Regions from separate parts of the Mus musculus genome. Here region 1 is linked to region 2. A link is a loop called in an ENCODE intact Hi-C map of the cell type or tissue named here. Cell type or tissue: heart. All regions are shown on one strand. Links, peaks and the distances in the headings refer to the core of each region. The heading gives the core; the rest is flanking DNA. Region 1 overlaps Me3 (malic enzyme 3, NADP(+)-dependent, mitochondrial). Region 2 overlaps Me3 (malic enzyme 3, NADP(+)-dependent, mitochondrial).

The links. A loop is a pair of places that touch in the nucleus more often than their neighbours do. Peaks named below come from ENCODE experiments on the same cell type or tissue, not always from the same donor. Only the 100,000 strongest peaks of a DNase experiment are listed, where the experiment ranks them.
Region 1: it touches region 2 in a loop (2.1-fold over the local background); 3 of 42 quality-filtered maps call a loop at or near these places.

What each region holds. Positions count from the first base shown.
Region 1 is chr7:89,764,957-89,781,231 of GRCm38, forward strand. All of the region lies in intron 3 of Me3 (malic enzyme 3, NADP(+)-dependent, mitochondrial), which reads left to right. Among named protein-coding and RNA genes, the nearest start is that of Ccdc81, 130 kb to the right of the region's middle. In heart, for the core only: no CTCF peak of the experiment used is centred there; a DNase peak (open chromatin) is centred at 8,745; H3K27ac peaks cover 378 bases.
Region 2 is chr7:89,705,783-89,722,057 of GRCm38, forward strand. The region is part of intron 1 of Me3 (malic enzyme 3, NADP(+)-dependent, mitochondrial); the gene reads left to right. Among named protein-coding and RNA genes, the nearest start is that of Me3, 81 kb to the left of the region's middle. In heart, for the core only: no CTCF peak of the experiment used is centred there; no DNase peak of the experiment used is centred there.

The DNA.
Region 1 (16,275 bases), core at 7,283-9,782, 61 kb after region 2:
TTCTAATATAACATTTTTATTGATTCTTTGGGATTTTCATATCATGCACCCCACTTACACTCATTTCTCAACTTCTGTGTCCACCCCCAACCCTTCTGACCTTGTTGCCCCCCCAAAAAAGTAAAAGTAAAAGTAAGAATATATATACATTTTTAAAGTCCAGTTTGTGTTATTTATACACTCACTGGTGCATGGTCCAACTCTCAGTGGCCTACCCCTTAAATAGTGCTGAGTTCTTCCCCTCCTGCACCCCTACTAGAAGGCATCAATTGTAGAGAGCTGACCCTCAGCATACTATCACACTCCTTAAGAGTTCTCTTTGGTGGCTGCCTTCTAGTCTGTAACTCTGGAGGTTGAGTGGGGCAGAGGGTAGGGGCTGTCACAGAAGCTTTCCCTGTCCCTCCTCAACCATGTGTCTGCAGATCAAAATCAAAGTAGCCTCCTTGTTCTTCACAGTCAGCAGGACCAAGGATCATGGGCCTCCACAAGGTTTCTGGCTACAGCAAAGACCCTGAACACAACTCCTGTTGGCCTGAAGCCACACAATAGGACCATGGACCCAGACAAGGAAGGCCCTTGGAAGCATCTTGATCCATGGACATCAACATGGCCTCAGGGGACAGCACAGGCCACTCAGATATGAATCCCACCAAGTAAAATGATCTATGGACACTCACATGGCCTTCCGTGGCAAGGTGGCAACACAGGCCACAGACATCAACACAGACCTTCGCTGCAGTAAGACCGTAGATCCAAATATGGCCCTCAGAGGTAGCAGTGTAGGCTGCCTGAACTGATATGGCTCCCAGAAATAGCTGGCTCACAAACAACATGGCTTCAGGACAACAGCCCAGACCACAGACTCCCACCTCTTACTCTAAAATGGTTTCTCCCCTCCATTGGACAGAGCCAGATACTATCTATGAATTTTAAACATTATATATGTATATATATCACATATGCACATTCACACTTTCACATTATTGTGTTAGTAGACATAGCAGGCCTATACGTTTGTTTCTTTAGGCTCGTTTAATTTATAAATTATTTCAATAATTATTTACTAAACCTTCTATGTAAACACTTGAGGTATTCATTTCAGTGAGTGGAACAGACAAAACCTTACTCTCTTAGAAACTATATTCATCCATTTAATTCCACCACATGGTAAAGACAAGAAAATAGAAAAGAGGGTAAGTGACCCCTCTCAAAGCTGAACAAATAGTAAAAGTAGAGAACTAAGACAAGACCTAAGATTTATAGCTTTCTATTTGCCACTTAGCACTGTTTCTATAAATCGATCCTAGAATTCCAAAAGAGGGCAGCCATATTTGTTTGCCAATGGGTAAGTATCAGCATCTGCCCCCATAGGAAGGAGGGATGAATAGATGGAAGGTATGTGCAATCTTCTGTTTCTGATCATTTCTGATAGAACCATAGAGGTATGAGTCATTTTTTATCAATGACTCCTTAAATACCAAGAGCTATAACTAACTTTGAATAATGCAGTCTTAAATTTGCTTAACATTTATGTAAACTTTGGCTTGATTCATTTAAGAAATTTCAGCAAGAATATTTACACAGAACACAGTAAACTTTCTCTAAGTGTTTCCTCAACTTAGTTATATTTAAGCACTAGGAAAAAGACATTACAGTAACCACAAAGAGTTTCTATGTTACGAGGATAATTAATGAATAGACTTTGTTCATTGTTTGCAAAATAATGTGGTCCACAAATCTAGGTCTACCAGTTGGAGAGAAATAAACAGCTGGAGTGGGATGAGATCATGACCCACATGTCCTGAACCTTTGGTTTTGGAGGGCTAGTAACAATGTCCAGTGCTCATCACAAATGAGCTTCAAGAAATTGCCCTTGTCTCCCAGTACAGGATGGACCCCGGGTGAGCCAATCAGTGCCTCTCATGTGCAGCCAAGCAGAAAGCATACATGTGAAGTTGCCATGGTGACCTTTTTACTTATTGGAAGAATAGATGGAACTAGAATGACCCTCATCAGATTCAATAAGGATAGAGGTGGGGGTGTCCCGGAGTGAAGAACGGAGGGGGGGGGCATTTCTCTAGTCAAAGAAAGTGTAAAGAGTTTAAATTCAAGTAATTGTAGAAGAAAAACAGAAAGGAGTCTGAGCAATTAACAAATTTTTATAATCAAGCCAGCAAGGTTCTTGAGAGTAAATGACCCAAGCCTGTTTTAAAATTTCCTAAGAAGCAACTTATAGAAAATAACACATTCCAGTCTCCTCTTTCAAAATCTGATCCATTGTAACAGAAGAGGAGCCCAAGAGTCTCTATTCTAAAATGAGCCCCAGCCCATCCTGCTGCTTGTGGAGTGAATACTATAAACACTGTTTGGGGACAGCACAGGACAGAGAGCCCACTCCATGGCTGTCACCTCGTGGGACGACTTAGGGAAAATCATGACTATTTTCTATTTAAGCCTAAGTTTAAAAGCAAAACAAAAGCAGGGTTTGATTACCAGGTGATCAATAACAAGTTCTTTTTTCTTTTAATCTTGCCTTCTACTGTATATCTTTTTAACTGATGAAAACCCACAGAAGTTTTCTATGCCCACTGCCCTCTCTTCTTTTTTCCAAGGAAGTCTCTGCAAATCCACCTCTCACCAGTACGTCAGTGTCCATCGTCCCAGTTCCTTTGCAGAGTGCCTGCTTTGATGCTTGTTCTGAGTCTGTGCATGGTGCCCTCTGATAATTTTCTGCTGTAGAAACCACTATACCATAACCCAGTGGCTCACTACAGGTCAGCACTGTCTCTCTCTGCCCTGCGTGCAGAAAGCTGTGTTGTCATCTTTGTAATTTTTTTTTCTTTCTTTAATGGCTATTATGATGAAATTGAATGGAAGGGCAAAGAATGTAGTTTCTATGAGAATGAGATTTTGTCTGTTCCACTCACTGAAATGAATATCTCAAGTGTTTCCATAGAGGGTTTAGGAAATAATTATTGATATAATTTATAAATTAAACAAGCCTAAAGAAACAAAAGAGTGGGCCTGCTGTGTCTCCTAACATAATGATGTGAACTTTTCATAGTAGCCTCCTAAGCAGATGAAAATTACAATGACATTTGATATTTTCCAGTGATGAATCTGAAATTTAGCTGTGTAGACCTAAGATACTCTAACAGAAAAAAAACAAAAACAAAAACAAAAACAAAAAAAAACACGTAAGTTTAAGAACATTTAGCTTGCTCATGCATAGTTTAGAAAAGGTTCACTGTTGTGTAACCCTGGTTCCAACATTCTTCCACTGATGGTAACCGATGATGTGGAGACTTCTGTAAGTTAGTTTATATGAAATAAGAATTATACAAAATAACTTTACTTATGGAAAATTCAGTGACTATGCTGTTTATTCAGACTATTTGTGTCACATCAACATTCTTTATATTTATCCTTTCCCTGGTTGGTTACCATTTAATCCAAGGTTGTTATTTGTTTCATTTCATCATGCTGTATGGTCCAGGCTGCCCTTGCAGTCCCTGTGTAGTTTAGGCTTCAAACTCTTGATCCCCCTGCCTCCACTTCCCCAGCTGTGGAGTGCAGGTGAGCATCAAACGCCCAGCTGAAACTGTTTATACAACTGTCCCAAATAGGACTGTTCCTAATTTCTTTTTCTACATAGTTCATTGTTATTTATGGAAACATCACTGATTTTATAATTGTTTTTTATTCTTTGACCTTATTGAATTTATTCATTAATTCCAATTTGGAGATGATAATCATTAAGCATTCTTGATTAATTGATTCCTTTCTCATCATGATATAATAATCTCCTTTATCTCTTTTGCATAATTTTTGATTTATAGTCTACTTTTTCTGATGTAAGTATAAACACCATGCCTTTTTGATTTTCATTTACATGGAATTTTTTTTTTATATTCTCAGTTTCAGCTTGTTTCCTTACAAGTACAGTGAGCTTTCATAGGAAGTATATATCTGATTTCTCTATTCTTATTCATTCAGCAATTCTATAATTTTTGGTTAACAGATTTACTCCATTTACATTTAAATATAACTGGCAATGGGTAAGGACTACTACCATTTTGCTAATAGGGCATTGGCCTGTCTGACCTGAAGGTGCTGGGATTTCCTCCTTTAATGATATTTATAGTTTCAAGGCTAAACTTGGTCAAAACAACAAATTGGGTCAAATACGTCCTTTCTGATTAACCCCATCAGATGAGTAGGGTTCTTGAGACGATAGTTCCAGGCACTTTGCTGTCTCTTACATTTGCTTCTGGTGAGTAAGGTCTTTAGGATTCAAGTGGATGTGTTCCCAGTGAACTTTTGTCCTCTTGAAACTGTGTTCCACTCTCTCTTATTAAATTCCAGATTTCATGACTAATTTGCAGTGACAGCCCCAGAAATGCTTGTATGATAAATGAAAGAGGGTAGGTAGGGGCTTCCGCTTACAAATTGCTTTAAGATAAGCCTCTAACGCCTACCTTTACAATTGTCTCATAAATTCTTGCATGAAATGGATTGGGGCTTTTACAGCCTTTGTGTGGGGGCCTGTTGTTTCAGGGCGTCTCCACAGGCTGGCGAGTGCCTAGAAGCTGCAGAGATTTATGACTGAGTGGGAAAAGGTATGTGTGAGTACTTCTTCAACTTGTTTTGGAAAAGCAAGCAGAGAGGATGTTTTTCTCCATCTTGCACGGATCTGTAAACAAATGACTCACTGGCTGCATCTGAGTCAGGAAGACAGCAGTGTCAGAATCATGAGTTGATGAGTATTTGCTTCGAATATCAAAAGTTTGACTTAGAATACTTAGAAACCTTGCTTCCCAGAGACTCAGATTAACCAGCAGCCTGGAAGGAGGCAGCAAGGAGTTTATTTTATAAAGTGGAGGCATGTGTGAGCTTTTGCCACGTTCATAGCCAGGAAAGAAAGCAAACAGTATAAAGTGTGACTTCTCAGAATAAAGGGGGCCTGGATCAGTGATTATTATTTCTGGAAGAGTCAATATTGCGATAGAAAAAGGAACTCTTTTGTACCCACTCTCTCTGGGTTCCTTGGCGTATTTTAGTATTTCAAGTAATGGTTGAAACTACATTAACCTTCTCTGGTCTAATTGGAATCATCTGTGAGCAACAGAGTTGGCACTGTCAGATTCCACGCTCATTTTCTACGTGGCCTACAGTGTCTGCCATCTGTGTGGCCTTCCCTCCCTCCTGCCCACAGAGGAGGCACGTGGTGTGACAGACACACAGGACAGTCCTTCCTGGCTTCCCTCTGTGTTCAGGCTTTTTAAGAAAACCTGTGCTTGTTCAGTTTGCATACCTTCCCTACCTCCTCAGATCCTTCTTATTCAAAGAATTTGCATGGAGACATTCTTCCCCAACCCGAGGAATTCGGCTCAGCAAATTTCGGCTGCCAAATCCATCTCATAATCAACAAAGAGGTTAGAGCAATATATTACATTTGCAAAATCCAGGAAGGCCAAAAATGAATAAAAACAAAACAAAAAAACCAAACTTCTTACATTTTTTTTTCTTTCTGTCAAAAGAAGGCTGTAATCTAGACATCAGCCAGATACAGGAGGCAGAGTGGCTTCTTGCCTGCTTTTCTATACTACTCTGACTCCTTTTGGTTGTTATTCATTTAGGTGTGAGTGTAGGGATTGTGGGGGGTGTTTGTTTGTGTGCACATGTGTGCCTGTATTCATGCATGTGTGCATGTGTGTGTGTATGTTTGTTTGTGTGTATGCACATGTGCCTGCCTGCATGCACGAATGAATGCATGAGTGTGCCTACATGCATGTGTGTTTGAGTGTGTGTATGTGTGCGTGTTTCCACACACATGTGCCTGTGTATGTGCATGTATGTGTGTGTGAGTGTGTATGTGTGTATGTGTGTGTGAGTGTGTGTGTGTGTATTTGGGTACATGTAGATGTCAAATGTTGACATCGGCTGTCTTCCTCAGTTGTCGCTACCTAATTTGTAAGACAGTCTCCTTCACTGGACCTGGAGCTCAGCAATTTGGCCATGCAGCTGGCAGGCAAAGCTTCAGGAGCTGCTTGACTCTGCACTAGGGTTGCAGATGTGCATGGCCATGCCAGCTTCTACAGAACTTAATGCTGGGGATCCACATCAGGACCTCCTGTCTGTGCAGCAAGCACTTAGGAACAACAAAATAATTCTATGGTTGGAGGTCACCACAACACAAGGAACTGTATTAAAGGGACACAGCATTAAGAAGGTTGAGAACCATTCATTGCCCTAGAACAACAACCAACATCTTAGTCACCAAGACATATTTCCAGCCCCTTATTATTTGGATCTTAAGAACTATATGGGAAAGAATTCAAACAATACAGCCAAAAGAATGAGCTTTAAAAAACAACAACAACAAGCTGGGGGTGGGATTGGCAACGACATCTCAGTAGGTAAAGGTGCCAACTGCAAAAGCCTGGCAACCTGAGTTTGAGCCCCAGAGCCCACACAAGGGTGAAAAGAGAGAACAGACTCCACAAAAGTTGCCTTGTGACCTCCACATGAGCACCACCACCCCTCAACGATAATAAAAATTGAAACAAACAAACAAAAAAGCCTTGAATTTCTTTAGTTGGCATCCAAATGAATGTAATGCACTAAATCTGCAGATCAGCAAGTTTTTCGAGTGAAAAGGAAAAAGCAAATCATAATTGTATCAAGACAAACAGAAACCAGAATATGCAGTCACCCCATCTCTGAGCAGAGACAGGAAATTCAATGTCTCTGGGGGGATCTGACCTATACTCTTCTGACAAGCTTGTCTAGCACAACTTGAAACGTATCAAGAAGCTGTTTTGCCACAAGAAAATCAAGAAGAGGGAAGACCAATGAATGGATACTTCATTCCTCCTTAGAATAGGGAACAAAATACCCATGAAATGAGTTACAGAGACAAAAATTTGGAGTTAAGATGAAAGGATGGACTATCCAGAGACTACCCAACCCGGGGATCCATCCCATAATCAGCCACCAAACCCAGACATTATTGCATATGCCAGAAAGATTTTGCTGAAGGGACCCTGTTATAGCTGTCTCGTATGAGGCTATGCCAGTGCCTGGCAAATACAGAAGTGGATGCTCACAGTCATCTATAAGATGGAACACAGGGCCCCCAATGGAAAAGCTAGAGAAAGCACCCAAGGAGCTGAAGGGGTCTGCAACCCTATAGGTGGAACAACAATATGAACTAACCAGTACCCCCAGAGCTCTTATCTCTAGCTGCATATGTAGCAGAAGATGGCCTAGTCAGCCATCACAGGGAAGAGAGGCCCCTTGTTATTGCAAACTTTTTATGCCCCAGTACAGGGGAACGCCAGGGCCAAGAAGTGGGAGTGGTTGGGTAGGGGAGCAGGGCAGAGGGAGGGTATAGGGAACTTTTGGGATAGCATTTGAAATGTATATAAAGAAAATATCTAATAAAAAGAAGAAGAAGAAGAAGACGAAGAAGAAGAAGAAGAAGGAGGAGGAGGAGGAGGAGGAGGAGGAGGAGGAGGAGGAGGAGGAAGAAGAAGAAGAAGAAGAAGAAGAAGAAGAAGAAGAAGAAGAAGAAGAAGAAGAAGAAGAAGGAAGAAGAAGAAGGAGGAGGAAGAAAAAGAAGAAGAAGAAGAAGAAGAAGAAGAAGAAGAAGAAGAAGAAGAAGAAGAAGAAGAAGAAGAAGAAGAAGAAGAAGAAAAGAAGAAGCTGTTTTGCTATGGTGCTGTGTTGATGTGCATGGATATCCTTAATCGAACAAGGTGGATTTAATGACTCCAGCTTCATTCTAGAGATGAACAATCCAGGTTGCACTGGATCTGAGGTTAAAATCCAAGTCTGTCTGGCTTCAAATCCAAGTTATTACAATGGTTCCAGGGACCTATGTGAGCCCTGATAGATTGTAGACAGTTAGCCATAGAGTTTTAGTAGTTATGTGATCGATCTACTGCTTTCATTTTGCAGATGGGGAAACAGATTGAGAAAGGTCCAATAATCTCACAAGCCTATGGCTGGTGGGAAATCTCTCCTGCCCTGTCTTCACTGCTCCAGACCCACATTCAAGGAAGGAGAAAAAGAGACTGGCCACCTAACGGAATACTGTGCTTATACAGTTGCATAAGTCCACACCCCTGGGAATCACTGGAAGCGGGCGGCACTATGGCTCTTTTTGTAATGCTGAATCTACTTAAGGAAACCTATTCTATAGCAGCCAGGAGGAGAAACAGGAAAAGAAATGGCCAATTGGCTTTCTGAGTCAACTCCACCTTTTCACGCTGAGATTTAGCTGTTCCAGTATTCTACGCTTATCTTTAACCCTCCAATAATGACTTCATTATTTACTCTATTATGCTATATTTTTTTTCTGATCCTAAATTAGAATGCCCTCTGGACCAGAGACAAATACATTTGTCCTTGCATCCCATGTGCCCAGTATTATGCTTCCCACAAACCATACTACATGAAGCCATGCCAGCTAAAGGTAATGATTAACCTTAAGTGTGCGAGTTCAAGATAATTCCTACCCACTCCAAGGCCCAGTCTCTGGTGTCACTTAGATAAAAATCATTGCCTGTGACTTTAAGCCTCACACCCAAAACAAGTTCACTCACTGTTCACTGTCATCTAAGAAGGTCAGAAGGAAAGGGGCCCTCCATTGGGTGGGGATGGGAACACACCCATCTACTTCCTTTGTAAAGTCCCACCTCAGAGGGAAGTGGACTCCAAACAGGATGGGCAGTCCAGGGTACAGGAAATAAGCTATGGCGCTTCAGGGTGCTTAAATAAACTGTTCCTCAAGAGTGAAAGTACAACCAACAATGGAGTGTGAGTGACCCCCCACTGACACCTGCCCTGTCTGTAGGCACCCTGTCTCCCACTGCAGCCAAGTCGCACACACCATGGGTCTTGTCTTCCCTTCACAATCTGTAGGTATCTGGTCTGCAGAGTCCCCAATGGGTTCAGGGTTTGCAGATCCCGTTCCTACGTGTCTTAGATTGTTTCTCCTGTATGCAGCTGACTTTAACAAAGTGCTAATGGGCTTTAAAAATAGCTTCTTGTGGATTTTTCAGAGGACAGGCTGCCTTCCAGCCAAAAATGTGTGGAATGGTGGTTTTCTGTCAACAATGAGTCTTTGTTATGGAGTTGAAAGTGCAGGTCCCTCCTCCTGAGCCCACTGCAGAGGTTTGCCTGATGCAATTGACCCTGTTTTAATTAAGTCTTCCTTTTGTGTTGGACTCAGTGCCAAGAAGTCTAAATGAATGCTATGGATTTCAATGGGTTTTGTTGTTTGGGGTTGTCATTTATTTCCAAGTCTATTTTAGGACCTGTGTAAGGGTCATTCCCTTGCAAAACCTCAAGATAAGGGTTAAGAGACTTTTTCTCAAAAAAAAAAAATAACATTCTCAAGAGTGAACACTATCTTTGTTTTGCTTTCTCTCCAATGTAATTGAATTCTCAACGTCAAGAAAATTTTCCTGCCTCCTGATGGAAACTGGAGACAAAGATGTAACTCACAGGCCTCCATAGATGGGGGAAACTTCACCTGCATTTACCCTCAGGAAACTCTAACAGATCTAGCTTAGTTGGCAGAGTACTAGCATCTATGAAATCCTGGATTTGTTCCCTAGCATCATAACATCTGTAATCCCAGCACACTGTGGGGAAAGGTAGGAGAATCAGGAATTCTAGGTCATCCTCAACTACATAATAAGTTTATTAGAGGCCAGCCTAGACTGCACAAGCTCACTTTGGCACTACTCATGCCATGCCAGGAAATTTCACCAAGGCCAACTTGGCAACTAACGCCAAACAGTTATCACTCTTGACCTTAATCAGAGCAGCCTCTCCTCTATTTCATGAAGTGTGATGAAGACAGAGACCTATGAGTTCACAAGGTGCTAAGCATAAATAAATAAAAAGTGGAGTGCTTAGCCCTAAACAAGGTACCTATATCACCCCTCCAAGACTCAGAGAATATTGTGCTATAAGAGCCAGAAGATAGGGAAATGAACTGTAAAATGCCTTCTACTGGGCAATACATAGCCACTGCAATCATGAGCTCTCAGCAACTGTAGATGATTGCACAAGAATGGACACATTAGCAACCAGACAAGAGCAGAGAAGAGAGACTCAGCATGCCCTACCTATCATGGCTGAACTGTTTCCTTCTAGCAGATTCAAGGAAAGGACAGTCATTGCCATTGGTTGTGTACCCACTGGTGACCCTACCATGAGCCAACAGATATTCATCTGATGATTGTACAGATTAGGCCAATTGAGTCACACAGTAAACCAAAAGTCATTAATCTGGGAAAGGGACAGATTAGGGAGGGGGGTGAGTCTTGACAAATGTTTGAGGAGATAAGAAAGGGTAGGGGAAGAGAGTAACCAGAATGTGTCAAAACTGTCTATTAAATTATCAAAGGACTAACTTAACAAGAAGTAAAAATTAAAAAATGAAAAATAATAATGAAATTTTTTTAATTTAAAATTGGGAACCATGTGGAGAAGGAATTGTGATGACCACTATTCAGGGCTAGAATACAAAAATTTGGAAACTTGGCTTCTTCAAGTCCTAGGTTTTGTTGGAATAAGTTATCACAGGCTAAGTGGCTTGGGACAACAGGACTTCTGAAATCAGGGTCCTGTTCTCTTTGAGTGTTGGAGGACAGCATTCCCCTGCCCTTCCAGGCCTCTAGTGTTTACTGGCAAACCTTTGCTTTCCATGCCTTACAGACATAGGGGCCAATCTCCGCTTCCACCTCTGCATGTCCAGTCTTCCCTCTGTCTGGCATTGTCTTTCCTTCTAATAAGGCCAGAACTCTTCTAAATAAGGCCCCACCAAATGATACCATCTTAATTGACTATTCCACAAAGACACCATCTCTAAATAAGGTCACCGGTACAGAGGGTTCGGATTTTAACATTTAAGTCCAGCTCACACAATGTCCATGGCTTAGATGTTCACAAGACCATCTAGAGATAGTAAGTTTATGTGCTCAGTTTGTAACTGAGTCTAGCTTTGTCTCATTCCAGCCCTGCATCCTGCATCACTCATCATCCCTAATTCATATACTGTGCAGAATACCTGTTGTGTGCATGGCACCATGCCAGGCTACAGTTTTACAGCTATGAATAAAACAGATGCAGCCCAAGCCTCATTAAACATCAAACAGTCTAGTCAAATGAGATGCACATTTGAAATCTAATTCCATAACCATCATTTGCTCCCATAGCATATTTCCAGTAATGTAGGCTGTCATTTTCAGCTCTAGCTGGGGAAGAAGAAAATGAGAACTCCTTCAAAAAGGTGTGGCCCTCACTTCTGCTTTCACCAAAGTGTCAAGTTTTGCTTTATATATGAGATATCCCTGTAAAAAACAAAAAGTTGTTCGGCAGAGAGAACCATGGTCATGTCATGTTATTAAACAAATAATTCTAAAATCTCAATGCTTAAAACAATGTTTATTGGCCAGCCAGAAGAACAAATTGGTGCCTAGCCCAATGGTCGTCAGAGAGGATTCATCCAGTAACTGGATGGAGCAGATTCAGACATCCACAGCAAAACATTAGGTGTAACTTGGAGAGCCCCATGGAAGAAGAAAAGAAAGAATTGTAGGAGCCGGAGGGGTTTAGGACACCGTGGGAACACAGAATCAACCAAGCAGGGCTCATAAGGGTTCACAGAGACCAAAGCAGCAGTCACAAAACCTCCATGGGACTGTCCTAGGTCCTCTGCATATATGTTATGGTTGTGTAGCTTGGTGTTCCTGTGGGACTCTTAACTGTGGGAGTGGAAGATGTCTCTGACTCTTTCTCCTGCTCTTGGGACTCTTTTCCTCCTGCTGGGTTACCTCATCTGCCCTTGATATGAGGACTTGTGCCTAGTCTTGTTGTAACTGGTGCTGTGTTTGTTTGATATCCCTGGGAGGTCTGCTCTTTTCTGAAGGGAAACGGGAGAAGTGGATCTGGAGGGAAAGGGGATATGAGGGTTCAGAGAAGGGGGAGCAGTGGAAGGAGAGGAAACTGCAGTAGGAATGTTATGTATGAGAGAAGAATTTTTAAAAGAAACCAAACATTTCTAAAACAAATAAGAACTATTGCTGCTCATTCACTAGGATGGATTCAAGTCTTAATTATCAACATCAGGAGGTTCACAAACACCTGTAAATTCAGCTCCAAGGGATCTTATGTCCTCTTCTGAACTCTGTGGCTACATGCATGTACACATAGAATCATACATAGAATATATATATATATATATATATATATATATATATATATATATATATATTCTTTAAAATAAGCTTTATTCTGTGCTTCATGTTGTGCTTCTACACACACACACACACACACACACACACACACACACACACACACCAATAACCACCTAGAGCTATGTTCTGTGTCTCCCTCATTCCAGCTCCAGGCTAGTGAAGTAGCTTTATCTAGAACTGTGTGCATTGCTGTAGCAAAGGGAGAAGGTGAAGGAGGTAAACTCACACCAGCCCTTAGATGAGGTGTGTTCTCTTGTGTCCACTTCTATTTTGCTTATTCACCAGAAGAGCTACCAGGCTGTGCTTCCTTCCAGCAAATCCTTGTGCCTGGAAGAGGTTGCACACAATGTTCTTGCTAGAATAGAATAGAAAAGAAGCAATTTCTTCAATATACTGTAGCAGGAAGACTTTCTGCTTTGTGGCAAGATGAACAGCCCACAACAAATATGCCTTTCAGGTCCAGTTGATTATGTGGAAGAATAGCTTAGGTGCTCAGTGAAAGTTTTTTTAAACATGGGTTGATTCCTTTCTCTCTCTTCACCCTTACTCCAAAGCTCCAGGAAAGAGGAGCCCTGCCACCATATCATCTTAGGTCAACCCTGTGCACACAGATGGCCACACATTAGCTAGGGGTGTCTAAGCTCTGTTTCTAGGAACTGCAGAAGGAAAAAGCCAAACTTGGGGACACCATGAGTAAGTTGCTATAGTTTAGATCTGAAACAAACCCCACAGTCCCAGGCACCTTTCTTTCTGTCTTCAGTGCTGTGGAGAGTTAGTGGCATCTTTAGGAGATAGAACCTACTGGAAGAAGACAGGTGGCTTGGTCCATACCCTTGGAGAGGATTTGGGAACCATAGCCCACTCCTCTTTGTCTTCCAGCTGCCATGAAGCAAGGGCTTCCACTGTCATGTATTTCTACCATGACCTACTTTGCCACCACAAGCCTGAAAGCAATGGACCAAACCACTATGGACTGAAACCTCCAAAACCATTATAAATTGTCTATCTCAAGCATTCTGTCACAGTGACAGCAAGCAGACTAATACATCAGAGGTCATAGAATTCCAAGCCATTCACCAGTTTTCCCTTACACAGCAGTATCCTGAGTACATACACAGTATGGTTTTAAGTTTAGAAACTTATTAACTCATAACCTCTCAGGAAATGTTTGTTTTATGTAAAGCAAGGCATCTAGTCATTAAAAAATTGGCTCCATACATCAGCAGTTTGCCATAGTACTATGTACGTTTTTTTCATACCTCTCAAGTTCTATATTTGCTTCCCTGAGGTAAGTAAGGAAAACCTAGGAGAAATTACAAGTGGTTAAATTACTGTCCTGTTCCACTTGGTGGCTGTTGACAGTGGGATTCCCATGAATGTCTCTACCCAGATGCTCATCCGGGCATCCCCAGGAACAGGAGCATTCTGTCTTAGTCCCTCTAAGAAGCCACCAGCCTTGATGAGGGTCCCCATTGTTGCCTTGGCTCTGCAGGATGTCCAGCATCTTGGCAGTCAGTGATTCACTCCAATCCTGGAAATGCCTGTGTATCTCAGAGGTAGGCAGGACTTTTTGGACCTTCCTACTTTCTTCCCTGCCTCTGTGCCTCCAGCAGGATGATGGTCTAATCACACTAATCTAGACCATCACCCAGCTGTGGAAGTCAATGCCTCCTGGCAAGTCATTCATTCTCATGATTTGTGAAGAACAGGAGACCAAGGAACAGAAAAGAAACTTGTACATAGGTGTGCTGCTAGGCACTGGCAGCACCAGGCTTGGAGGCTAGACGCTGAGGCTGCAGAGCCGGCTCGTTAACCCCTAGTCTCTGCTGTCTTTCCTCTGGCAGTCCTCCCAGGGCAGCCTCATCACTTGTGGGTGCTGCTTTAAATGCTTGCTACAGCCTCAGTGCCTACTGGATATTGAGTTCCTGGGGTGAAGCCAAGCAGGGCTGCAAAGGGGGCTTCTTAAGGTACGGAGGTACTCTGAGGCCACTGAGGAGGAATGCCAGCAAGCTTCTGCATTCCTCAGCTAATAAACGTCTTACAGAAGTGGAGAATAGCCATCCATCCCATCACCTGTTCTGCTGGAAATGTTGATTTCCCCTGAGTGCAGAGTCTAGAACTGAGAGTCGTTTCCAGAGAGCATTTTACAGGAGCTTCTTTCTGTACTGGTCTAGATGCTTTTCAGGCTGAATATGAAGGTGTCCCCCAGTCCCCTACCTGCCATATGATTCCAAGCACTGGTCTAACCGGAGCAGTGAAGAAGTGAAAAGATGAAAGACACAAAACACAGAAAAATGTAGATGGTGAAGCTGGAGCACCATGGAAGTATGGAAGCTAGCGTGTTCATTATCTACAGCTGAACAGAGAGGCATGGTTGCTGCATACAGCTGAACAGGAGGCAGGTTTAGTTATTTTCTATATGAGCCACCTCTGTAGGGGAGCAGTCTTCAGGCTGTAATCATCCAAGGAGAGAAAGCTATAGTGGACATTTTCTGCACATATCGTCAGCATTTACATTCAGACTCAAGGATGCTTTGCCATCCCTCTGAGCCTTGCTCAGGAAAGACTTTGTCCAGCCCCGTGGAGCTGAGGCGCTGGGGTCCTTAACGTGCCCCCATGCCCATGTCAACAGTACACATTACTCAGGATTTCATTCTCTCCCTGCAACCCCTTGAGAATCCTGCCTGGCCTGCAATCCTTTTATTAAATAGTATCATAACCCCCCACCCCCACCAGCAAGAATTACAGAAAGAAAAAAGTCTCAAACCCTACATCCAGGACATTCCTTCACTCTAGTTTATATGCACTTTTTTTAAAGCTCTTAATAAATTTCAAAAGTGGGAAATTTTATAGTCTGTTCTCTGCAGCCCCTGTAAAGATGCTTTAAAAGAAAACATGAACAAGTCTTCTAACAGTTCATCAGCTCAAAAGTTTAATGTAAAACTGTTCAAGTCTCCCTGTCCCTTTCTCCCTCTTATTGTCAATACAGAGGACAGATATTTGTTTGTTTCTTTCTTTCTTTGTTTTACACCCCAACTGCAGTTTCCCCTCCTCCTCCCCTCCCCTACCCCCTCCTCCTCCCTTTCCCTTCAGAAAAAGGAAATCCTCCCATGGATATCAACCAGCCCTAGCACATCAAGCTGCAGTAAGAGTAGGTGTGTAGTCTCCTATTGAGACTAGACAAGGCAGCTCAGTTGGAAGAAAGGGTCCCAAAGGCAGACAAAAGAGTCAGAGACAGCCTGCGCTCCCACTGTTAGGAGTCCCACATGAAGACCAAGCTAGACAACTGTAACATATATGCAGAGGAACTAGGTCAGTCCCATGCAGGCTCCCTGGTTAGCCCCTATGAACCCAGATTGATTCTGTGGGTTTTTCTGTGGTGTCCTTTGCTCCTTTGGCTCCTACAAACCTTACTCCCTCTTCTGAAGGATTCCCCAAGCTCCACCTAATGTTTGGTTGTGGGTCTCTACATCTGTTTCCATCATTTGCTGGGTGAAGCCTCTGTGATGATTGTGCTAGATTCCTGTCCCAGCACATCTTGGAGGCAGAGCAAATTGTAGGTCAAAAGTTTTGTGGCTGGGTTGGGGTCCCAATCCCCCCATTGGAAGTCTTGCCTGGTTACAGGAGATGGCTATTTCTAGCTCCATATCCTCCATTTCTAGGAGTCTTAGGGTCACCCTCATGGATTCCTGGGTGTTTCCATTGCCCTAGGTGTCTAGCTCATCCCAGAGATGCCTCCCCATTTCAGTTGTCTCTCCTTCGGTCCTCTACCCACCTGATCCTTCCTGTTTTCACCCCAACTCCCACTTCCAGCCAGCACCCCCATCCACCCTTGATGTCTATTTTATTTCCCCTTCTCAGTGAGATTCACACATCCCTGAGCCCTCCTTGTTACTTAGCTTTGTTGGGTCTGTGGACCCAAAATTATCCTGTACTTTATGGCTAATATCCACTTACAAGTGAGGACATAACCACATGTCTTTCTGGGTCTGGGTGACCT
Region 2 (16,275 bases), core at 5,761-8,260:
ATGTTGAATGAAAGAAGCCAGATGAATATACAGGCTGTATACTGTAACATTTCATCCAGAATCTACAGACAAAGAAAATAATTAGTAATTGCTTAGAACTGGAGTTTACTTGGGGTTAGGGAATAGGAGGAATAAGAAGCAATTGTCTTATGGGTAAAGTGTTTCTTTGTGGGTAATGTATTTTGGAATCTGATGGAGGTAATGACTGCACAGCTGTAAAGGCACTTTAATGTTACCAAGCCATTAACTTTAAGGTGGTTCACTTTACATTAAAAACTACATAATAACTTTGGAAATCAGTCTGGCGGTTCCTCAGAAAATTGGACATAGTACTTCCAGAGGATCCAGCAATACCTCTACTGGGCATATATCCAGAAGATGTTCCAACCGGTAAGAAGGACACATGCTCCACTATGTTCATAGTAGTCTTATTTATAATAGCCAGAATCTGTAAAGAACCCAGATGTCCCTCAACAGAGGAATAGATACAGAAAATGTGGTACATTTACACAATGGAGTACTACTCAGCTATTAAAAAGAATGAATTTATGAAATTCCTAGGCAAATGGATGGACCTGGAGGGCATCATCCTGAGTGAGGTAACTCAATCACAAAAGAACTCACATGATATGTACTCACTGATAAGTGGATATTAGCCCAGAAACTTAGAATACCCAAGATACAAGATACAATTTGCAAAACACATGAAACTCAAGAAGAATGAAGACAAAAGTGTGGACACTTTGCCTCTTCTTAGAATTGGGAGCAAAACACCCATGGAAGGAGTTACAGAGACAAAGTTTGGAGCTGAGATGAAAGGATGAACCATCTAGAGACTGCCATACCCGGGGATCCATCCCATAATCAGCCTCCAAACACTGACACCATTGCATGCGCTAGCAAGATTTTGCTGAAAGGACCCTGATATAGCTGTCTCTTGTGAGGCTATTCTTGGGCCTAGCAAACACAGAAGTGGATGCTCACAGTCATCTATTGGATGGATCACAGGGCCCCCAATGGAGGAGCTAGAGAAAGTACCCAAGGAGCTAAAGGGATCTGCAACCCTATAGGTGGAACAACAATATGAACTAACCAGTACCCCCTAGAGCTTGTGTCTCTAGCTGCACATGTATCAGAAGATGGCCTAGTCGGCCATCAGTGGAAAGAGAGGCCCATTGGTCTTACAAACTTTATATGCCTCAGTACAGGCGAATGCCAGGGCCAAGAAGTGGGAGTAGGTGGGTAGGGGAGTCGGGGAAGGGTATGGGGGACTTTTGGGATAGCATTTGAAATGTAAATGAAAAAAATACCTAATTTTAAAAAACTACATAATATACAATGAATTGACTTGGCTTTAACTATAGGAGCCAATACATAGTTAATAGTATTTTCTTAACTATTCATTACAATAATCCATTGCAAATATATAGATTTGTTGATTCAGAGTATTTGTGTCAACTGTCTTCTAAACTTTTCATACTTTCTTTCTTCTTTAAATGCATGTTGGTAGGATATGTATATACGTGTATGAATGTTTGCATGTATGTGGGGTACGTGTATGTGCACAGGTGCATTTGGAGGGCCATGTTGGTTCAGGTGTTTCTTCAATTACTCTCCACTTTATTTATTGAGGCAGGATAACTCCATGAACACAGACCTGGATGAGCCCAGCTAGTAGAGCTGGGATTCCCTGACTCTGTCTCTTAGATGCAGGGATTATAGGCAGCTACTTCACCTGCCCAGTTTTCACATTGGTTCTAGGGATTCAAGCTCTGGTCATCCTGCTTGTCTGGCAAATGCTTTATCCACTGGGTCATCTTCTCAGCCTGAAATTATCTGTACTTTCTGTACCTAAGTTTCCTGACCTGCTAAGTGGAAATAATAACACTTGCCTCATTCATTGTTGAGATAAGATATAAATAGAAGTGTACCCATTTGCAATCACATAAAGTTGTTTGCATTGATATCACCTTTTAACATGTGCATACTAGATAGACATACTATCACTGAGCTAAATCCCCGGCCTCAGTATTTTTATAACTTACAAATCCCCACCATTGCACTCTTTTCAATTTTATTTTTCCACCAAGATGAGCTGTTGTAATAGCAGAGCACTTTGGCTTTATAGAGGAAATGTCTTTGCTCTTACTTTGTTCTCAGAGGCAGCACCTGTGTAGCAAGGTATATTTTCTTGATCAAAGGCATTTCTCACATACTCATTAAGTCCTCAGGCCCCAAAAAATAATCATACAGTGTCTAAGACTGTGCATGTTCCAGAAGTGTACGTCACAGAACAGAGCTGACAATAGATCTATTTTCTAGGATAGTCAGGGCTTCCTGACTAACAATAAAATGTGCAGTTGCCATAGTCTTTGCTTCCCATCACAGTCATTTGACTAGAAGTAATCACATGGCCCAGTCTGGATGCGCAGAACACTGCGAAGCAAATCATATGACTACTTATTATGTGATGTACTTAGATAAGCAGTAATTGTTTCTTCCATACTGTTTCAAGTTCATCCTAAGAACTCTAGGACGGAAGCTAGTTCTGCCTTGACCTTGTGAATGTGTTCCTTGGAATTGTGATCCATATTTTTTTTAATTCCAGTTCCCCTGGATCCTCTGGCCACATTCTTGACTTAGCTTTGTTGGGGAACCCTGCCCTTGAGTGCAGCTCCTCTGAGTACCTGTTACAAAGGCTCCCCTTATCTACTTACCACTCTCCTGTAGCCTGATAACAGATTCTATGATCTGAATATGCCACAGATATAACCTGGCTCCTTGCCTTCTCTGGACTCGTTGACTATACTTTTTCTGGCTAATTCAGAGCCTTCTCTCTATTCCCTGTTCTCTTTTGCCAAATTTACCTGAACATAGCCTAGCCCATTTCCATTATCATCCAGGATCTTATCTGAAAAAAGTAATGAAAAAAATAAAGAAAATGGTGGAAAGCTCAGGAAAAGTAAAGCAGAATAGATGTGTGGGGATATGGTGAATGGTCATTACATGTGGGGTGAGGTTCATGTGTAAAACTCACTGAAACTTTCTGTTTCTTCATCTACAGGAAGAATAAGGTAGACAAGATGGCTATTAAGGCCCCTTCTACCATTTACAATTTATGGTTTTCTATATAGATAAGAAGTTTGTTTAAAGCCTTTTGTGCTTCTTTGAGAATCAGAGAAAAGAAATGCAGGGCATGTACAGTGACTAGGTATTTTACTCAAATATTGAGTGGAAACTATTATTATTTAGGACCATGTAGTTCTAATAGCCAAATATTTTCAAGGGATTTCCTGGATAAAGCCTGGAACCTTTGCTTTTAAAATGGAAAAAGGGAGAGTTAACTTTTAATATATTTTACCTGACCATGATGAACATATTAACATTGCACACATAGGAAATTTATAAAGCACTTTTATTCTGCCCATTTTTATATTAGGCAAAAGAGGCTGAAATTCAGTATGTTCTCAAATTAGCTAAAGAAAGCCCTTGTCAGATCCCCCTCAATCCATCTGGTTACTATTATTAAAACATTATGAGTTATATGTACTTTCCATAGGGGGAAAAAGAATAATCCCTTCAAACATGTCATTTCATTGGTTTCAAAAAATGAAGGCAATTGTTAGGGGAGTTATCAAAGCAGTCTGAAGTACAGTGTGAGCTGTCAAGGGAAAAAACATAAAGGAGTTTTCTATAACTGAAGTTTGGTGGATTCAAATGCCAAAGCTTGGGGTTATAAGAACAATGTGTAATTCTTAAAGACAGTTGTTCCTGCCTGGTGGTATCTGAACCCATGAGGCAAATCCCGCGTCACCTGGACCACATTACACTGTCTGGGGCCTGGAAGGAGAAAAGGGAAGCCCATCAGAAGCAGTCCTGACACCCTTGCCCTCACAAGAGAGAAGAGTTCTAGTTGTGACGTTGTGTTCCAAGAGGGCCATATTCTGGGCCAGCTTTGCCCATAACATCAACTCCAGTGAGAAAATACTTCTCCTTAAGTAGGATACAATAGAATGAGAGAGACCTGCAGTCTGACAGACTTGGAGCCTTGTCTGAACTCCTGGTTTCCCATTGGAGACCTAGGGCCAGCATAGGGTCCAATTCATAGAAGACACTCACAAAGTCTCTACGGACCCAACCTACTGAGCCAAGGAAGAAATGTTCTGACCATTCTTAACTTCTCTTACTATAGTATTAAATATATGGACTTTAAATACAATCAGATCCCACTTAACTCTCTAGGTTCAAGTTCTTCATCTGTCAAGTGAAAATTTTATATATATCATATAATGATCATATCTACTCATAAGTCAAAAGTGCCTAATAAGCTCTATAGATACATGTCTACAAAACAAAGTCACTATTATATAATACTTGGGTAACATGTTTAGGTTTTTTTGGTTGGTTGGTTGATTGGTTGGTTGGTTTGGTTTGGTTTAGCTTCTAACGATTCTTTGAGTTTTAGTATGATAAAGTATTAACCATTTAATTCTAAGTGGAGACAAAGACAAATATAAAATTTTGTATCCAGGAGGATCTCAACTTGGTTTAAACTAAAATTTTGTTTTTATGCCTTATTTGGGTAGTCATAGAAAACGGACTGAAAGAAAATAGATCAAAATGATACAATGATTATGTCTAGAGGATGAAGGAAAACTTTTTTTTCATTTTCTCCAGTATGTGCCTAGATTTTACTAGCGTTACACTTAGGAATTCTGTTAAACTAAGAACATAGCAGTAGGCAGTAGGCTCATGATCCACTTTCAAAACTTAGGAGCTATATGTTGAGTCTCAAAGTCTTTCTGCATGTGATATGCAAGTGTTGTCTTGTTAAATATTAAGCATAAAGCCAGAATAGAAAATATTAGTTTATATTTTTTGCTCTTTTGCTCCTATTACATTTGTGGAACATCCCTTATTCTTTATTATGTTTATTATAAGAATACCCCTTTATGATATGTCTTAGTACTCTCTCAACCTCTTGGTGCCTAGAAGAGGGAGTCTGTCTGCTTTGTGCAGAATACCTTGCCCAGGGCAGCTGTTTGCTCTCTTTTGTTATCTGAGTGGTAGAAGGCTGGAGAACTTCTGACCTTCCACATTCATTTGTCACAATAATCATGAACTGGGGACAAGGGCATACACCAGTGAGTCATTTTCCTGGTAGTGAGCCAAGCCCACCTTCGTCATCTCTAGTCAACTTCTTGTTTTGGGGTTTTGTGTTGTTTTCCTTCATCCACATTCACACTGAATGCTCACAGCCACTCTGTACAGAAGGATGTCATGTTTATAGATGACCATAGACGATTCTCAGAACAATGGAAGATTAAATAACTGTCATGGGGCAATATGCAGAGTAACCAATGAGCCATGACTTAAATGCTGGTTGTTTATCTCCTAAATTCTGACATTTCTCCCCTTAATGTACGCTGCCTCAGAGGAATAACCAGAAAGTATCCTCTCCAGGTCCTGCTAAACTAGAGAGGCATCATCTTTAGATAATCCAGAGTGTTCTCTATCATCTTTTTTCTTGTTGCTAACAAGAAACAAGAAAACTTGACATCTCCAAATTAAAAGTACAGTGGTGTAAAAGTTTCCTTCTTGTTGGTATAATGTAACCACACCTTATCTCACAAGGTAAATGAATCACCTTAGATTTGGATGCTGACTTAGTCTCATCAAGCAACGATCTGTGAAACTCTGTCTTCCTATTGGTTACAGTGAGACTTCCAGGAGCGTCTCTATGTTTGCCCAATTAAGGCAACCAATTAAGGCTCATCTTCCTCTCTCTCTCTTTGTATATAGTAATGAAGTCACCCTCTCTAGAGACATATCAGTTCCATAAAATGTTCCTTAATTTCTCCAATGGCTTTTCTCCTTGAGGACAGATTCTCTTTACATATATATCATTTTTCCAAGTTGTAGTTTGTCAGCAAAGCTCAGTGGTCATTCCAGTTTGAACTAGAGTATTGTCCCTCCCAAAAGCCTAAGAATCTAGATCTAAACTAGTGCAGTATAAGGAGTCATCATGAGCTTTTTGAACCAATTGGCAGGTTTTTTTAGAACAAAGCTAGAACCCGGACAAAACAACCTAGTGACATTCTTGATCAAGTGACCAAATTTCCATAATTCTCTTGCATATGCTGTTATGTTTTCTGTGATTGTGGTGATGAAGAGGGTGAAATAAAAAACAGAAAACATGGTCTCAGTCCCCAGAAGACTTCTTAGATCCCCTATCCACACAAGCTTGAACCATGGTGAGATTTAGCTAACAGGAAATGTGTTGGTTTGATCAGGTTACCACAACAAAATGCCACAGGCAATGTGACTTATACAACAGAAACTCATTCTTTCATATTTCGAGAAGCTAAAAGGTTACAGTGCAAGCAGGCTTGCGGGGTTCTTCTGAGCTCAGCCTCTTGGCTTGGAGATGTCCATCTTCCCACTGTGTCCTCACAAGGTCATCTCTCTGGGTTCAGTGTCTTGGCTTCCATTTCTTATAAAGAAAACAATCATATTGTTTTGAGGACTCCAATAACAACATCCATTTTACTCCTCTTTTAAGACTTCTCCAAATGCAATCTCAATCTGAAGCACTGAGAAAGGGGGATTCAACTCATGACTTTTAAGAGGATTCAATTCATCCCATAAGGGAAGGCATATGGAGAACCAGATTCGGTATTCCACATGCTAAATCTTAACACAGACTATGGCAACAGCTCTGCTATTACTGCCTAACGGTGTATAGCCTCTGCCTCTCTCCAGTCCTCCCCAGAGATGCCAGGGTCTCACTTACGTGACAATTGGACCATTTTTGCCTGCTGGATTGACTTCCCTATTGGTCATCAGCTATTGCTCAGTACACAGCTGAGGTCAAACTATAACACACCTCCACTGGCTCACCATTGCCTCCAAAGCATTACAGTTGGTGCAACTTTGCAGGGCTCATATCTATCTGGCTCAGCCTACATCCAGCCTCCCTGCCTGAAACCACTACCCTGTCATACTCACCACCCAGATAGTGACTAATCTTCCATCAGCTGGAGCTTTATACCTGTTTAGCTTCCTGTCTCATGCCTTTAGTCTAAAAGAGCTGTCTAAAAATGATACTTCAAAGGCATGTCTTCAACACACACAGAAACCCACAAAGCCCCCAAGTGATTTCTCTGTGTTCTGCAATCTCACAGCACTTGAAAATTCTGTATCTATGCTGCTCATTATCTTAAATAGCATCAATTTCTTCATATCACCTCACTGGGATGTGAGCCCCTGAGCAAAATAGCATATTCCCTTATATACCACCATAGGTGTAGGGCTAGGTGTACAAATATCCCACATCTACTAGTGCATACCTAGGAAAGAGGTGCTAAATAAAAAGGTAGAAAAACTAATAGTCTTGTCATGGTGGTGATGGCATTGCTGGTGTGTGCTGTGGTGTTCATGGGTTGCCTGATAATGTCCTTTGCAAACATGAGTCATAAACACCCTGTGGATAACATCCCTGACCTACCCACCTGAAGCAATACTTTAGTCTGCAGAAGGGCTATAAAGTGCAGCAGTTATGTTAAAATTAGATACAAGAAATCAGAGCTGGAGATAGCAGCTTAAACTGACCTCAAAAGTCACTGCATGTGTCTCTGTGGTGTAAACTGTGCACACTTCAGTGTGGTGGCAGCCTGAGCCCTAGAACAACTGAATGTACTGTAAACGTGGTAAATGAAATGCCTTATTTGTGTCATTTCCCATGAAGCAATTCAAGAAAAGAAAGCAGGAGGAAAATGTTCTATAGTGGTTAAAGGCTGAAGCAGAACAAGTTCCTGCCCGCCCATCACAGAATAATGTAAAGCTGGAGGAGAACCAAGGAGACAAATGAATGAACAAATACCTAGCCCAATGTTTGTCTCTAAATACTTCTTTTGGGCACAGAACAAAACACAGAGATGCTTTCTTTTCATTAAAACAAAATCTCAAATAAGAAAATATTATAAAAGTTGTACAAGATAGACAGACGTCAAGATAGCCAGCGACTTACACATCTCTAAGGGAATGTATCAAAGCCAAACAATTTGTATAAAATAAAATATGAGAAAAGTCTCTCTTCCAAATAATTGTGGTTCTCATCATTAGTGTCTCCTCTGAACAGTGCCACTATCAGCCATCCAGTTATGAGGCTTATTAGTTATTAGTGTCCCTTGACATTGTCCCCTTCTCTCGCCCAATCTCAAGGCTCATGTGTCACCAGGTCCTGTTCGTTTCCTTTCTCAATACACCGTATCCTTTGACTTCTCTCCATCTGGGTTCCATAGTCTGATCCCAGGATGCTATCTCACCTTATCCAGACAATTGCAGGAAACTCAGCTCATCAGCACATCCTTAGTCCCTAACAAAAATGTCCTTCATTGACATAGCCAAAGTGATCGTTGGTAGAAAAACAAATTTTTGTCTCTGCACTCTGTTGAAAACCTTCCAGAGATTTCATTCTGCCTCAAGGCTGCAGACCTCAGTCCTGAGAAAGCCACCCACCCACCCACCCACATACAAGTCTGTGTTCATGTGTCCATGCCCCTTCCCTTCCTGCAACGCCTTGAGAACTTGTCTCCATCTAGACAGCGCAGCTGAACCCACTGTGCTATGCAGCCTAATTAGCTATCGCTATTGTTACTATGTTTAAAATATGAATATAGAATTATTCTTCACCATAGAGTTTCTACTTGTTACTATTAATACTGCTCCTCTTCTAGAAGACTTAATGTAAGATCAACGCTTTAAAACAGACATAAAAGTATAAACTATTTCAAATGTTGTTGTAAGCCATTATGGGGGAAAATACTGTACAATGTATCTCTAGAACTTCATTTTGTATAACTGAAATTTTATACCTACTTCATCCTTTTCTGAGCCTATGGCAACCACTGTTGTACAAGGTTGCCTATTTAAGAAATGTCAGACATGTGCAATTGTTCAGTGTTTGCCCATCTGGGACTGGTTCATTTTGTTGTGCAAAGTGACTGCAAGGCCCATCATGTTTAATTTTTCAGGGTTTTTTTGTTTTGTTTTGTTTTGCTTTTTGCTTTTAAAGCTGAACAGCATTCTCTGTTGAGCATGCATACAATATTTTTAATCCATTCATTTATCAAGGGATATTTGAAACAGTTTCACATCCTGGTTTTTGTGAGCAGGGCTGCAATAAACATAGGATGCTAATATGCTAATATTTGTTTGAGAATTTGATTTCAACCCTTTGAAAATATATCCAGAAGTCAGATTGTTTGACTTTTATCTTATTTCATTTTTGAGCAATCCCCTTACTTTTTTTCCATGGCACCAGCAACATTCCACATCTCTACCAATAGGTCAGACTTCCACTTTCCTAAAATCTTCACCCAACACTTGTTGGATTTTGCTAATAGCCACTGTCGCAGAGGTGAGGTGCTAGCATATTTACTTTGTATTTCTCTAATGGTTATTGACACTGAAATCTTTTCCTGGGCCTGCTGACCAGTTATATATGCCTTTGGAGCAATGTCTACTCAAGTCTTTTGCCTCTATTTTAATCAAGTTTTGGGGGGCATTTTTTGCTTAGTTTTCGCTCCTTTCTTAGAGTCAGGGCCTCATGTATTCAAGCCTGGCCTCAAACACACTATGTCGTCGGGGAAAATCTTGAACTCCAGTATCTATCTAGGCATGCACAACTGCACCTGGTTTGTGTAATGCTGAAGTTCTAAGAAAGACTGTGTGTACCAAGCAAAACATTTCCCCAACTGAGCTAGGTTGCGTTTTGTATTGTTTTGCTTTTTGCTTTTTTGTTGTTGTTGCTTCCATTGAGTCAAGATCCTTTTGTATCTTAAGCTTTGTGGTTTGCAAATATTTTCTTCCATTCTCCAGACACTGCCTCCCTGCCCCCTGCCATTCTCCTAGCTGTTAATTTTGCTATGCCAGGGATTTTGAGTTGTACTCGTATGTTTAACTTGTTTCCTGGGATTTTCATATCAAATCAAAAAAAAATCATCACCCAGACCAATGATATAAATCTTTTCCCCTGGGAAATATTAGTTTCCAGTCTGGTGCTTTAATTCTTTAATCCGTTTTTGTGTACAAAGAAGATTCAATATCTGTTTTTACATGTGTGTCCACTTTCCCCAACATTCTTGGTGAAATTAATTAACTCTCCATATTTCAGGTCTTATTTCTAATATAGCTTCTTCACAGAAGCCTCTTCTAATTACATAACATACAATCTCAAAAATAAAACACCTGTATCCAGGCTTCCAGCTCCTCACATACTCTCTTAGCACCATATACAAGTGTTATGTAGTACTTCTTCTACTAAAATGGTTGTCTGTGTAATTATTTAGTATTATCCTTCCATTTGAATGTACACTTCGGTTTTTTCCAACTGCATTCTCACTACCTACTCTACTGTATGGTCAAAAGTGGCTGCTCCATAAGTTGGTATGTGACAAGTGGTATAATATTGTTTGGTAACTTTGAACAAATAACACGTCAATTCACCTTGTATTTTGTGAGTCAGCTCTACCTAATGAGTGTTATATTTCAGTCTTTCCATTTCTTTGCTTGGGTGTGGTGCTTTGAATGAAAATGGTTCCCACAGAGTCATAGGGAATGGCATTATTAAGAGGTGTAGTCTTGTTGGAGTGGGTGTGGCCTCGTTGGAAAAAGTGTGCTACTGGAGGTATGCTTTGAGGTTTCATTTGCTCAGGCCAGGTCAAGGGTCACATTCTCTTCCTGCTGCCTGCTGATCCAGAAGTAGAACTTGCAACTACTTCTCCAGCATCATCTCTGTCTGTGTGCCCTTATGCTTCCTACAACGAAGAAAATGAACTAAGCCTCTGAACCTGTAAGTCAGCCAGAATGAACTGTTTTCCTATTTAAGACGTGCTGTGGTCATGGAGTCTCTGCACATCAATAGAACACTGACTGAGACACTGGATCTAGGTATCCAGTATACACTCACTGGAAAAAATGAATGAGTGAGTGAATGAAGGAAGGAAGGAGTAGAGAAGATGAAGAAGAAACAATAAAGAGATTAAGCAGGATGAGCAAGGTGGATCTACTCAACAAAAAGAACAGTGAGGAACCTGTTCCCAGACCCATATTTATAAGCTTTAGGTAATGTGGTTTGTATTCATCTTCAACCATTAAAATGCATTATGTGAATGGGTATGGTTCAGACATTTGTTCCCTACAAAAAGCCAATCTTCAGTCTTGGTTCGTCACTAAGGTTTAACTACCCCTAAGGCAAAGTTAACTGATTTGAACAACCCTCACCCCTTCTTCCTAGTCTACCTTCTCTTCCTGCTTCTCCTCCTTCCTGGTGTATCTCCTTCATAGGCCCTGACACAAGTGTCATTTCAATGCCACCACCATGCTTTTGCAATATGCAATTTTAATTTTCAATTATCTTAGTAGTTAAGTCAAATAGTAGTAGTGGTTTTTTTTTTCTTTTTCCCCATTGTTTTCCATGGAAAGAATGTGTCTTCATATATTCTGCCTCCTTGGTACCCAGGTAATTCTTTAAGATTAAAAGAGTCACACTTAACTCCTGAATTTGAGACTTGAGGAATAAGTCTAAGCAAAACTCTCCCTTTTAATGGAGAGAAAAGGTCTTAGCCTTGTTGATGTCACCATTTATAGACATGAAATAGAATTCACACATAAACTGCTCCATGTGCACAGTAAATTTTGATAATTAATTTCCATTAAGTATGAGTTTATGTCTTCCTCCCCTTTCATCCACTCTAGTGAAGGACAGATGGGCATGGGAAGGCTTTTCTACATCCACACAGAGGCATGGGAAAGCATACTTGCTCTGAGAATGGTAAAGTTGTTTACGATGTTGAAATCTCTCCCTGGAGGGGTAGCAGGCGAGGTCATTTAAAGGAGATTTTAAATGTTGACTTAACTTATCACAGGCTATAGGTTTTATAAGAGTCTGTTAGCCAAAAGTCACTAAATATAGCTTCTGCCATGAGGTTGTTTTCCTTGGAGCAGTTAGAGGAAAGGTCACCCTGCAGGTCTCAGGGAATGTCAACACAGCCTCCTTCAGAGCAGGAGATGTTTCTGTAGAAGAGCCCAGCCACATAAACAGGAGTTCCAGTGACCTTCCTGGAAAACAAGAACAGACAAGAGTGATTTAACCATGTGCAAATAGTCCCTAAGTACATAGACCCCGGAGCTAATCAAGCTTATGAATGGGAAATTAAAAGAAAGGAATACTGAAATTCATCAAGTACAAGGGTCAAATTCTATCTCAGGAGAGAGCAAAGAAAACAAGTCGATGTTGGTTATATAAGCTAAATGCTGATGCAAACAAGACTCGCATGGCTGAGGTCTCATCTCCTTCTTTTAATATAAATATAACAGTACATGGACATGTTATTCAAAAGGCGATCTTGAACCTCCACCTTTCAGTCCAGTCCCCTTTGAGTTTGTTTCATTCAGTTTAAATCTGGATTAGGTCACCAGTTAAAATTTATAGATACCAACTCACATATCCCAAATAAATAGTGTCTCAACACTGAGAACTGATGACTGAGTCAAACCATGAGGGTAAAGGCCAAAAGAATGAAATTTCTTTTTAAAAGAAGTAAGTAGAAGGCTCGGGACTCCACATGTCCTTCAGGGTGTTTAGAAAGGGCCCAGGCACAGCTGTGTTTACCACAAGTGCTAACCACTAAATAGCCAGGCCTCTCCTGGCAATCATGTGAAATGGATATTAAAATCTTCATTCTATTGATCAGCAAGTTGAAGCTCACAGAAGTTAGCAAAGTCATCCAGGATCACAACAGAGGAGGTTGGATCACCATTTGAACCCAGGAACTAACTTCAAAGTCTGTTCTCCCTTGCTAGTGGCCCCCGGCCTCTTATGGGCAAATCATTCTATACACATCTGTGTGCATCCCTGTGCTCTTCTGCTGATGTCCCAACTTTCCAGGCACTAAACCAGCCTGCAAAAGTCCATATTACTTCTGAAATAGGAAGGCTTTAAAAAACTGGTTTGAATTAAAATATCACTAGACTGAGGTGTACAAAAGTAAAAGATAGGTATATATATATATATATATATATATATATATATATATATATATATATATATATATGTGTGTGTGTGTGTGTGTGTGTGTGTGTGTGTGTGTGTGTGTGTGTGTGTTTGCATACACACACACACACAGATACACACCAACCCCCTCAAATGCCAGGTACCTGGGATAAAACTTCCATTTAAAGTGTACTTATTAAATGAATGAATGTTTAAATGGATTAGAGAGCCAGCATGTTGAAATGGACTTGAAACTCAGGATTCACTTCTGTACTGTCTCAGCCTCGGCTTATTGATCTACAGAATGGGAATATTTTCAAGGCCTACCTTACAGAGTGGTAGATGCAAAAAGTAATAACATGACAACTCCATGATATGGAGAGCTAATGAGAACCACAGATACCCATTTATCCCATTGGCAATGACTCCTTTTGGTAGAGAGGAACTGACTTCACAGATTTCTGAAAAACACTGCCTTTTTTTAACTATAAGAAATCATCCTACAGTCCAGGTTGAGCCCATTTCTGGATGTTTGGACTGCACAATAGCTCTTTTGAAAAGTAAAATTTGGAAGCTACTGTCATAAGAAATGGAAATTCTTTGTAGATGTGGACTGAGTCTTCCTCTTTCTGTGTTAAACACCATGACCAAAAGCAATTTAGGGAAAAAGGAGTTGATCTGGCCTACAGGTTAGAGTCCACTAACAATGGAAGCCCAGTGTCTTAGTTGCTTTTCTTCTCTATTGCTGTGATAAAACACCATGACCAGGGTAACTTATGAAAGAAAGTGCTTTACTAGGCTTACAGGCCAGAGGATTAGAGTACACGATGGCTGAGCAGAGGTAGCAGGCAATTGACAGCAGGCATGGCAGGGTAGCCACTGAGCATTCAGATTTTACTCCACAAGCAGAAAGCAAAGAACACACTTGAAATGGCTCAAGTCTTTTGAAACCTCAAGACTCCCTCCAAAAAGCCCTCACCTCCTAATCATTCCCAAACAGTTTCACCAACTGAGGACAAGTATTCCAATGTATGACTCTGTAGGGCCCATTTCCATTCAAACTGCCACACCAACGCAGAAACCCAAGGGAAAAACCTGGAGGCTCAAACCGCAGCAGAGATGATAAAGGAATGCTGCTTACTAGCCTGCTCCTGTGGCCTGACTGTTTTGGTCTCTTTTACACTCCAGAAGCACCTGCACAAGTGTGGCACTGTTCACAGGGGGCTAGGCATTTCTGCATCAATTATTAAACAAGAAAATGTTCACACAGGCCTGCCCACAGATCAATGTGATGGAGGTAGTTTCTCAATTGAGATTCGCCCCCCCACATGATTCTAGCTTGTGTCAAGTTGACAAAAACTAACCAGAACACTCACAGTGTACTTAAATGTAGACTGTTGTTATAAACCCACTCTCTAATTCATATCTCCTGGTGGCAAGACAGAAACTGGTTACCCTTATCTCTGCTTCACAATGGCCATTTGTCCCCTAGGAAAAACAACATCCTTCCTGGTTCACCTGGCTAGATAACAGTTGGTCAAGGTCCAGGAGAATGAGAATTAGGTCCATGTAAGGCATTAACAGCTAGAAAATCCTGCTATTGATGGGTTTGTCTTTAGTTATATTATGTCCCATCCTTGAGCCTCCACCCACTCATCCACACACACCAAGTATGCATGTGCAAGGCCTATTCTCAGCCCCTCCCAAGGCGTATCTGTTTGTTTTATTACTCTAATCATAGTTCACTTATCGACCCAATCATCCCCAGCTGGACCCATCAAAGTGCACTTGTGTTCTTGGGGAAAGGAAGCTACTTTGTTCTCAGATGTCCTCTACTGTGGAGGTACAGTTGAGTGAGGGCCATGAGGATGCCAGAAATAACATTATTTAAATTTTAAATAATAAGCTTTTGGGAATGAGGGGTCATGAAGCATTCACACTGACACTGAATTTTCCCAAGAGGAGGATGATTCATAATCTTTCTAGCTATTCATCTCTTGTTCAGTGACAACAAAAATTCCAGAGTTGTCAAGTACATCAGGAGCAGATTCTTCCATTCCTCTTCTATGACGCTTCTTATCAACACTTTTGCATAAACTAGTCTTCCAAAAAAAACCAGTTGAAACAGCCATTATTTTCATGTGATTTTGAATGTCACTTGGAAATCACATCACCATGATCCATTTACGCTTCAATTTCTTCTTCTGTAAATGAGGACAATAGCACCTGCCCTGTGTAGGCTCAAATAACATAAGCCACAGTTTTTCATGTACTAAAACAATATAATATGCAAGGCATCTTTTATCATTAACAAAGACACTGGACAAATCATCTACCTACTTGTGTTATCAATTTTGTTTTTACTAAACAATTGTGTAAGCAATATAGAATATTACATTAACTCACTTTTTAAAGGATACTACTCCGTTCACCTCTCCAGCGGTGAATAATTCATTTTAGTTAATATTTGACATGAGGCCCAACCTTAATACCAATAGTAAGTGAGGATATACAACCAATCAACAGGGATGAGGATAAATAGCAGCCATTCACTCAAGTATCCAGCAATATACTCAGTACCGAAGAAGAGTCTGTAGCCTGGTCTACATAGTGAGTTTGAGTTTCAGGATAGCCAGGAAATAAGAGAGAGAGAGGTGGGGGGAGGGAGAGGAAGAGAGAGAGAGAGAGAGGAAGAGAGAGAGAGAGAGAGAGAGATACTGATTTTCTGAATCAAATGAATTCCTTTAACAGAAACCTCAGGCATCAGTAGATATTGTTTGATGTTAAGGTCAGGACAGATACAAAAAGAAACAATGTATTTGTCCCCCAGTCCTTACAGCAGTACTTCTATGTGCAGATTAGAAAACTGAGGCCCATGATGGATTAAGTGCCTTGTCTAAACTGGTAACAGGAGCTCTCCTATAGTGCAGCTAGCTAAGAGTGAACACTGCTCACATTCTCTAAGTAATTTTGAATTTCAGTTTGTTTACATGTGTGTGACCTTTGAAATGTTAACTGACAGCTTCTGTAGACAAAATGGGGAAAGTCCTACTGCCTCAATGTTTCCAGGTTTTGGTTTTCCTGGTCAATTTGTTTTATTCTGGGATGATTTCAGATTATACTAGCTGACAATATATATACTTTGTGACAGCAACATAGTACAGATTTTTTATTATAAGAGAATTAAGTAATTTTTGCTTTACTTCTCAGGTCCTTTA